Linked DNA regions of Homo sapiens: region 2 is linked to region 1. The links are chromatin contacts, found by Hi-C or POLR2A ChIA-PET in ENCODE. All regions are on one chromosome and are shown on one strand. Each heading gives the region's core, a stretch centred on a gene start or an enhancer-like site at or near the end of the contact. The rest is flanking DNA. Distances are from core to core; before and after follow the strand shown.

Region 1 (4,148 bases), core at 647-3,146:
CATCAAATATTTAATGATACTCAGATCTTTTTTTTAATTTAATCCTCATTCTGCAACATCTCTGTATTCTTCGACACTGGCAGAGAAGAATGAAAATAATCTAAGGGGAAAGTTAAGGACAGGTTTGTCAGGAGCCACTGATATCCTTTTTCTAACTGAACTCCTTTGTTAGGAAATTAAACAGATATAACAGAAATTAGAATGCTTATTATACATTTTGATATAACGACTGAAAATACCCTCCCACGGCAGCTATTATTTTATTAATTATACCTAAGTCACTGATACTTATGAGACCAATGATGCAATGAGACAGTACAACAGACTGTCCCATTGAACACTCTATTTTCAACAACCAAGATAGAGAAAATGGCGTGCAGTTCTTCTATCACACCTGGTGCCCTAAGATTAATTTAATTCATGAATCTCCCTTGCAAGGTTAAAAATAAGTAACCACCCTCAAACTTCAATCATTCCTTGAGTAAGCTTCGTGAACCTCCAAATGGAAATGACTGTGATCATAGTCGTATTTCATACAAGGATTTCACATCTTTATTAATAACTTACAGGATGTGTAACTTTAACGTTTCTGAAATGACTCTGCCAAAATTTGTTGGAATTTCACCTTCTGGGGAGTCTTTTCCTGACCACTGTTGTTTACACAAGATTGTTGTACAAGATGTTTAGCAGTCTCTGACAAAGACCTATCCTGTGTATAACCATAATTATTAAGCTTACGGCCTATTAACTCAGAGCACCATGAATCTTACCTTTGTTCCTTAACATCTTACTCCCTCTAAACATTTAATTTTTCTTTATAGAAGTGTTTCATGCTCATTATAGAAAACTAGAAGAAGAGAGACAAGGTGGTGGTAGGGGGAAACAAAACTAAAACCCTCAATCAGAGTTCCCATCATCACCCAAAGATAACTTTCATTTTTCTTTTTCATGTCCCAGTGCTTTTTTTTTTTGAGACATAGTCTCGCTCTGTCGCCCAGGCTGGAGTGCAGTGGCGCCATCTCAGCTCACTGCAACCAACGCCTCCTGGGTTCAAGCAGTTCTCTGCCTCAGCCTCCCAAATAGCTGGGATTACAGGCGCCCACCACCACGCCCAGCTAATTTTTGTATTTTTAGTAGAGATGGGGTTTCACCATCTTGGCCAGGCTGGTCTTGAACTCCTGACCTCGTGATTCGCCCGCCTTGGCCTCCCAAAGTGCTGGGATTACAGGCGTGAGCCACTGTGCCAGGCTGCTTTAAAAAAAAAAAACAAAAAACAAAAACAAAAAAAAAACAAAAAACAAAAAACATTAATTACTATGAAAGGCATGGCAAGTCTTAGTATGACACCAGTGATGATATTTTTAAAATAACACATTTTCGAGTGATAAAAGTAACAGTTGGGAGATAGACCAGAGTGCTTTAAAAATTAACATTTTCATAAAAATGAAAAACAATTTGACCAAAAATTGTGTCAGAAATAACTTTCACATACCGAAAGCTTGCCTACATGTTAAAAGCATTTGCAAGAGTACACATTTTTTTTTTTTTCCTGAGTAAACTTTCCCCTTGTTTTTCTGTGGGTGCAAGTGACTATACAGTACATAGAAAATTAGTGAGCAAAAAAAAAATAATTAGGATGAGTCACCTTACCTTTTAAGTCATCTTGCCACAAAATGGTTACCTACAATCCACATAACCAATTAATTCCTGCCTCCATACTCTAACAAAGACAGCCAGAATTTGGATCTAATCTTTTTTTATAAATCATTCTACCTCCAGGCTATCCCACTCCCTCATTATCCTGTTTCCTGGCCTCTTTCCCATTCCTATAATACAGCTGATTTCCCTGATAACCTCAGCACAGGCCCCTTTCCCAGGACCCTCCCCCATCATGAATCTTTCAAGCCTAATTCCATTGAAGTTAAAAAAGAAGCAACTCATTTGAGTGACTCATTCCTAGATACTTAGGGCGGAGAAACTAGATTCTGCAGCTGGATGAGTCATTTTGACTGGAAAGCCCCGATAGGAAAGAGGTTCTGTAGAGTGCATACAACAGAGGATGGGGAAATTATGAAGGTAGTAGGTACAGATAAACGCAGAACATTCAAATAGTGTTCCTTAGTCTGAAGCACTTTGATACCTTAAAGAGGAGTTCTACTTTGCAAATACCACTTTACAAGATTTTTTCCCAACATTTTCATTGAAAATATCTCCATTTACTTTAGCTGCTTTTAGGTCTACCATTTTTCTGGAGTCACAGTTATGTATTTGCTTGTTTTTTAATTTTATTTTTTAGAGGCAGTGTCTCTCTGACACCAAGGCTGGAGTGCAGTGGCTTGATCTTATTAATAGCTCACTGCAGCCTTGAACTCCTGGCCTCAAGCAATCCTCCTGCTTCAGCCTCCCAAGTAGCTGGGACTACAGGTATACACGACCATACATGGCTAATTTTTAAATTTTTTGCAGAGGCGGGGTCTTGCTACATTGCCCAGGCTGGTCTTGAACTCCTGGCCTCAAACAATCCTCCTGCCTTGGCTTCCCAAAGCATTGGGATTACAAGTGTGAGCCACTGTGCCCAGCCTAGCGTCATATTTAAATGTGGTTCTGCCAAAGTGGATTTTGTCCAAAGCTCCAGGAATATCCTCATGATAGAAACTTCCAGAGAGAGTTGGTGTCAAGCATTCAGTATGAGAATAGTATGAAAAGATATTTTCTCCTTTGTTCAAAATGAAACTAACTTATTGGTGTTTTCTGATTGAAACCACCTTTGCAAAGATGATGACAGTGAGAGAAGTCCAGCATGGCTGACTCCATTCTTGCTTCTGGCCTCACAGACTGGCTGCCTTTGCTTTTTCCTGGGCCTAGGGCAGGCTAACCATGGGGAGAATTTAGTTTATAATTTAACTTTGAAACAATGATGATAATAGTCCCTCCCTAAAACTAATGCCCTTCTGGCTCACAGACTGAAAACTAATAAAAGTCCACAAGACTAGGATTATGAGAAGGGTCTGAATTCTAAAATGAAGGTGTAGTTTCTATAATCCCTTACTGCTCAGGAGTCACGTGGCCAGAGGTCACAAGATGTGTCTTCCCCAGTTGCTTCTATAGATAACATCACTATTGTAGCATCTAAGATTGGTCTTTTGAGATGTTTTTCAGACAGCATTCTGGCAACTGACTGACCCCACCCAGACCCATGACTCAACCAGTCCTGTGGCCCCCATCCAGAGGTGGACTCAGCACATGAGGACCATTTTCTATACCCCTATGATTTCATCTCCAACCAATCAGCAGCACCCATTCCCTAGCCCCCTGCCCACCAAATTATCCATAAAAAACCTGGGCTCTGAGTTCCTGGGGAGACTCATCTGAGTGATAACTCCAGTCCTCCTGCTAGGCTGCCCTGCATTAATTAAACTCTTTACTGCAATAACAGGGTCTCAGTGAATTGGTTTTGTCTGTGCAGCAGGCAGGAAGGACCCATCAGGCAATTACATGATTATGAAAGTAACATATACTTCTTATAAAAATGGAAATTCATAAAATATAAGTATAAATTACTTGACATGCCAACTAAACTGAGGAAAAGCTAACATTTCTAGATTTATTCTTTCTGCTCTTTTTTTCCTGCATGCCCACCGTTTTACAAATCATGGAATCATACCATTCATGTGGATTTGTAACCTGCTTTATAGTTTCACAAACTGTATGAAAAACTCATTTAACTCTGGCTTCTGGTTAGGGGAGCTTACTGAAGGAAGACGGCTAGGAATTATTGCTTTATATTTTTAGCAGTTTACTTGATCTAGAGATTATTCATTATGGCTCCAAATTATTATATGAGTAAAGGCCAATTCTAAAAAAAAAAAGTGACTTGAACACAATGGTTTCCCACTTTACTTTTTTAACTTTTAGAAATTATAAGTGTAATGTAAATTGATGAAAAAAATAGAACAAAGGATATAAACTCAAAAATAAAAGAATGCCTCTCACTACTGTCCCCTTCTCCCAATCCCTGTCCTTTCCACTTGTCAGTGGTAATCACCAGTCACAGTTTAAGAAATTATCCATGCATATACAAGCTATTATGTACACATAAATGTACTGCCTCTTTTTTAAAACATAATGGGATCATGTCACGCATGTTG
Region 2 (4,148 bases), core at 907-3,406, 35 kb after region 1:
CCAAGAGAGGGTTCTTGGCAGCCATTGTTTGAAGTTCATGGTGTTACACAACATTGAGCATGTCCAATTCACCTGCCAGGAGCTATCTGATTCTTACTCTAGGGTTCCATTTTCCTATCTCGATCTTATCCAGCATCTGGCTGGGTGATGGTCCATGTCAAAGGATGTAGATCTTCTTTTTATTCCATTAAACTTTGAGATCTGATTATGATATCATGCCTCATGTATTTTCATCTACCAAATGATCATAATAGCTAGTTATCTGCTCCCTGTAGAACCTAGGCTTGTGCTGGGAAAGGAAATAGAAAAATCAGGATTTTATTAGTCTGAAATGTTTGGTCCTTCTGTTCTCATGGGTCTGGCCGGGACTCTCTCCTCATCTCATTTGTCAGATAGAGTGGCATTAACAACACTCAGTCCACACACTATCTCAAAGGAGACCCACAGCCTTCTTTACACTTGCATTGAATTTTCTAGACTCTGAGGTTAAACAAGGAAAAAGACTGCTGTTTTAGCATTTACGGTGAAGTTGCATCTAAAGGACTGATTCAATGGGAAGTGCCCCGATGAGGACACAAACAAGGGTGGAGGGACAAGGTTAAGGCACTGGTGAGCAGGACCACATGATTCAATCATTCAAGCTGCTAAGTAGATTGATTTTTCTGCCTGGCTACACGGTGTGCCTTGGTGGATTGTTTTTCTCCTTTACTTTTGGGAAGATTATCCTAATTTAAGCAGCTGAGTTTAAGTTCTTAGGATAAAAAAAAAAAACAAAACAAAAAAATGGCATTCTCAAACCAGTTCTTAAAATGATGTCTGGGATTTGCTTCAAAATAATCTACAGGGAGGGGGAAGTAGAGGAGGGAGATAGATAAAACATCATAAATCATTAATTGATGATTGTTGGATTGGATGACAGATACTTCTGTATATGTTTGAAATTTTCCATTATAAGAGTTTTTAAAAATGAGGTAGAGATCCAGTGATCCAGAAACTTGGTAGTTATTAGTTTCAACCTTTAGCTTCACCTAAACCCCTTTAAAAAAATTGCCAGCAAAGAATACTGTCTCCCATTATTTTCACTCTCCTTATCTACCTTTCGTATAACAGAGGTATCAACAAGGGGCAGAGCTGCCACTGGACAGGTGTGAGGAGGGAGGATTTGATGGTGAGGAAAGTGCAGTCACCAACCCATACGGGATGGAGAGTTAACAGCACACATCCGTGGACTTCGTGTTCTCTTGGTGCAGGACACGGGCATCAGCACTCCCATGACTCACTGGCAAGCACATATTGGAATGCCAAGCTACAGAGTGTTTCCTCTTGGGCTGCTACACTTTTCCTTAGTCTTGTGGTTGAAATGAGCATCGAGATAAATAACGATAAACAATTGTGAGGGAAGCTGTGGGTTTATAAGAGGCAGGGATAGAGTCAGCTCCTTTCTTCAGTTTTGTGTCTCTTCTCCCTACCTCATGTCCTTGGATATCCAGATCCTAGGATCAGGAGATGGCAAGGAGTGGAGGAGCGTAGGCATTCATCAGCATGAGAAAGGCAAGGGAAGGTTTGATCTCAGTGCTGTGCTCAGGCCTGCCCTTTACAAACGAAACTACCTTAAATATACCTAGCTATTCTCAAAGTGCGAAAAATTCTGAACTTGATTCCAATCATGAACCGTCCTTCTGAATGATCAGTTTCTTCTAGGAAATCAAACACAGAAGATATGATTACTAAATAAACACTCCATTAGTACTTAAAAATCTGAAGATACAGAAATTCAGAGGTTTGATGTAAATCTTTTTGAAATGTATTACAAATCACACCTTAAAGCATAATCCACACACTGATCTTGTACCTGCAGAGTAAGAGTTCCTTCTAAAACAGGAGTCAGGAAAGAAGAAAGAAAATTGGCATTTTTTTTTCTGTTCCTGATATCAGTTAACTCAGGTTAAAGAGGATTTCTTGGCATAAAAATTTTATTCTATTCCACCTGAAGTAATAAGGCGAGAGGTAAAAAAGAGATCTATTTATGGATAGGCTAATCAAGTAAGCTGCCTCTACTCAAAGGAAAAAAAAAAAAACCACACCGAGGACTTTGTAGAACTATAAGCCAAGAATTCTTTAACACTGATTTCTAAACACCATATCATGCCGGGAGCTCACAGGAAGAACCTCTTCCTTTGCTTTGGGCAAAAGATCTAATTCGGATTTCCTCTTACTCATAATCTCCCAGAAAGAGGAGAATTTAAGGATTGCATCATTTTTGCCAAATGGTTAAAAAAATTTTTTTTCTCTTCTATCCTATAATCATGCTTCAGCTCCAGCCAAGGCAGTTTAGGCTTGAGGCACATTAAAATCTTTGTATGGGGCCAACTTGGGGCCTCCTCTTACCTCTTCCTAGAGAACACCTAAAGAGCATAAAATAATATGGTCTTGCAGCACATCTTTTTGTTGTATAAATATTATGTAATCTTAAAGAGCCCTCAGAAACCTCCATAGATCATGCTAGTGGGGTCCTGCCCAGATCCTCCCTCTGGCACGAATGCACCTACCCCGGAGTTTGCGTAAGTGTTGCCTGATAACTATAAGTGAGAACCGCTGTCCCCATTGGAACCCCCTAACATGGGAGGTTATACATCCCCTGCAGGGGATTACTTGAAGCTAGTGAACCTTCCTGGGGGATGCAGCTGAAGTTAGTTAGAAACCAGCTAAAACCACATCCTTCCTCTCAGCTCCTTCTCCTTCTCTTTCCTCCGTCTTCTGCCCCCATCACCTCCTTGCAGGTTCCTCTGAGAGCATTCCCTCAATAAAGCACTTCCACGAGAATCTCCATCTCTAGGGGACTTAACCTATAACACTTCAAGAATCCTATGGCAGCAAATTAAAATGAATATTTTTTTATGTTTAGTCTGCTGTCTTTCAAGGTCTACTAATCTGTCCAATTTCATCAGTGTTTAGACCCACAGACACAAGCACATACACTAAATAGCTTAAAGGTTAGATGTAGGAGGGGGCAGGATGGATTCCATGGGAGTTCACATCTTCTATTTGGGCATCAAACTTAATATACAAAATAGCCTTTCCATCCCCCGAAAGCCATTTCCCAATACAATCTGCAGTCCATCTTCCTACTCTCATTTTCTCTCTGTATACTTATATACAGACACAAGACTAATACATACCACTCTTCTGTTCTATTAGAACGAGGTTCCTCTCCCTAAAACTATATAAACCCAGTGTGAGCGAATCACGGTGGCTCACCCCTGTAATCCCAGCACTTTGGAAGGCCGAGGCAGGCAGATCGCTTGAGCTCAGGAGTTTGAGACCAGCCTGGGCAACATGGCGAAACCCTGTCTTTACAAAAAATACAAAAATTAGCAGAGGATGGTGGCATATACCTGTAGTTCCAGCTACTCGGGAGGCTGAGGTGGGAGGATGGCTTGAGCCTGCAAAGTGGAGGCTGCAGTGAGCCAAAACTGGGCCACTGCACTCCAGCCTGGGAAACAGAGTGAGACTGTCTCAAATAAATAAATAAATAAATAAATAAATAAATAAATAAATAAATAAATAAATAAAATAAACCCAGTGTGAGGCAAGCTGGCTCTGTTTTAATTGCTCTTTGAAATTTGACATTCCTAAACTCCAATTAATGGAATATTTTTTTAAAACCTCAGGTTGAAGTTTAAATGAGTACTGTCCACAGGCCTGATGATGCTCTGAGGTCGATTAATAAGACATCAAAAAGAAAAATATCTTGTACCTTTTGTTGCAAGAATTAGAAACACAAAACCCAGCAACTGTTCCCATCAGGAAGAATCTTTCTCTGTTTGCTCAGGAAAGCAAAGTTCCTTGATTTAAAGACTGCTTGGTAGCTCCCAGCTAGTTTCTACTGTTCCTAGTTGTTCATCCTAAAAATGTGTATTGCTCTTGATCATCCTGTAAAGCTCATATCTTGGGCTAACTCAGAAATTGGAGGGAGGTTTGAAAGTGGAGAATGGTCCTTCAAAGGTGGAGAATGCATTTCCCCTGAGCTCCTTTTCTGCAGTGGTGGGGTTTTCATCTGCTGGCTCTCACCTACAACGTTTCAGGTTTGGGTGGACTTCATGGGAAGCAGCTCCATGGGAGCAGCAGCACTGGCTGATCCTCCTCTT

What was found. A loop is a pair of places that touch in the nucleus more often than their neighbours do. ChIA-PET counts read pairs that join two places held with the same protein, here RNA polymerase II (POLR2A). Pooled maps may share reads with other maps.
Region 2: a map of endothelial cell of umbilical vein shows a loop between it and region 1 (4-fold over the local background). The contact joins two enhancer-like sites. A Hi-C loop is called at or near these places in 2 of 168 maps with a recorded cell type or tissue (PC-3 and endothelial cell of umbilical vein), 4 of 37 single-sample maps with no recorded cell type and 2 of 50 pooled maps. POLR2A ChIA-PET finds 5 or more read pairs at or near these places in 6 of 52 experiments (GM12878, H1, OCI-LY7 and 2 more).

The regions. Positions count from the first base shown.
Region 1 is chr4:145,806,520-145,810,667 of GRCh38, forward strand. The region is part of intron 8 of ZNF827 (zinc finger protein 827); the gene reads right to left. Among named protein-coding and RNA genes, the nearest start is that of C4orf51, 130 kb to the left of the region's middle. RefSeq lists enhancers at 818-1,037, 1,465-2,664, 1,894-2,083. Within about 2 kb of position 1,897, at least 10 of the 41 ENCODE cell types and tissues checked have a DNase peak (open chromatin) inside an H3K27ac peak, as active enhancers do; they include endothelial cell of umbilical vein, where a contact is called at or near this core.
Region 2 is chr4:145,841,160-145,845,307 of GRCh38, forward strand. The region is part of intron 7 of ZNF827 (zinc finger protein 827); the gene reads right to left. Among named protein-coding and RNA genes, the nearest start is that of ZNF827, 96 kb to the right of the region's middle. Within about 2 kb of position 2,157, at least 4 of the 41 ENCODE cell types and tissues checked have a DNase peak (open chromatin) inside an H3K27ac peak, as active enhancers do; they include endothelial cell of umbilical vein, where a contact is called at or near this core.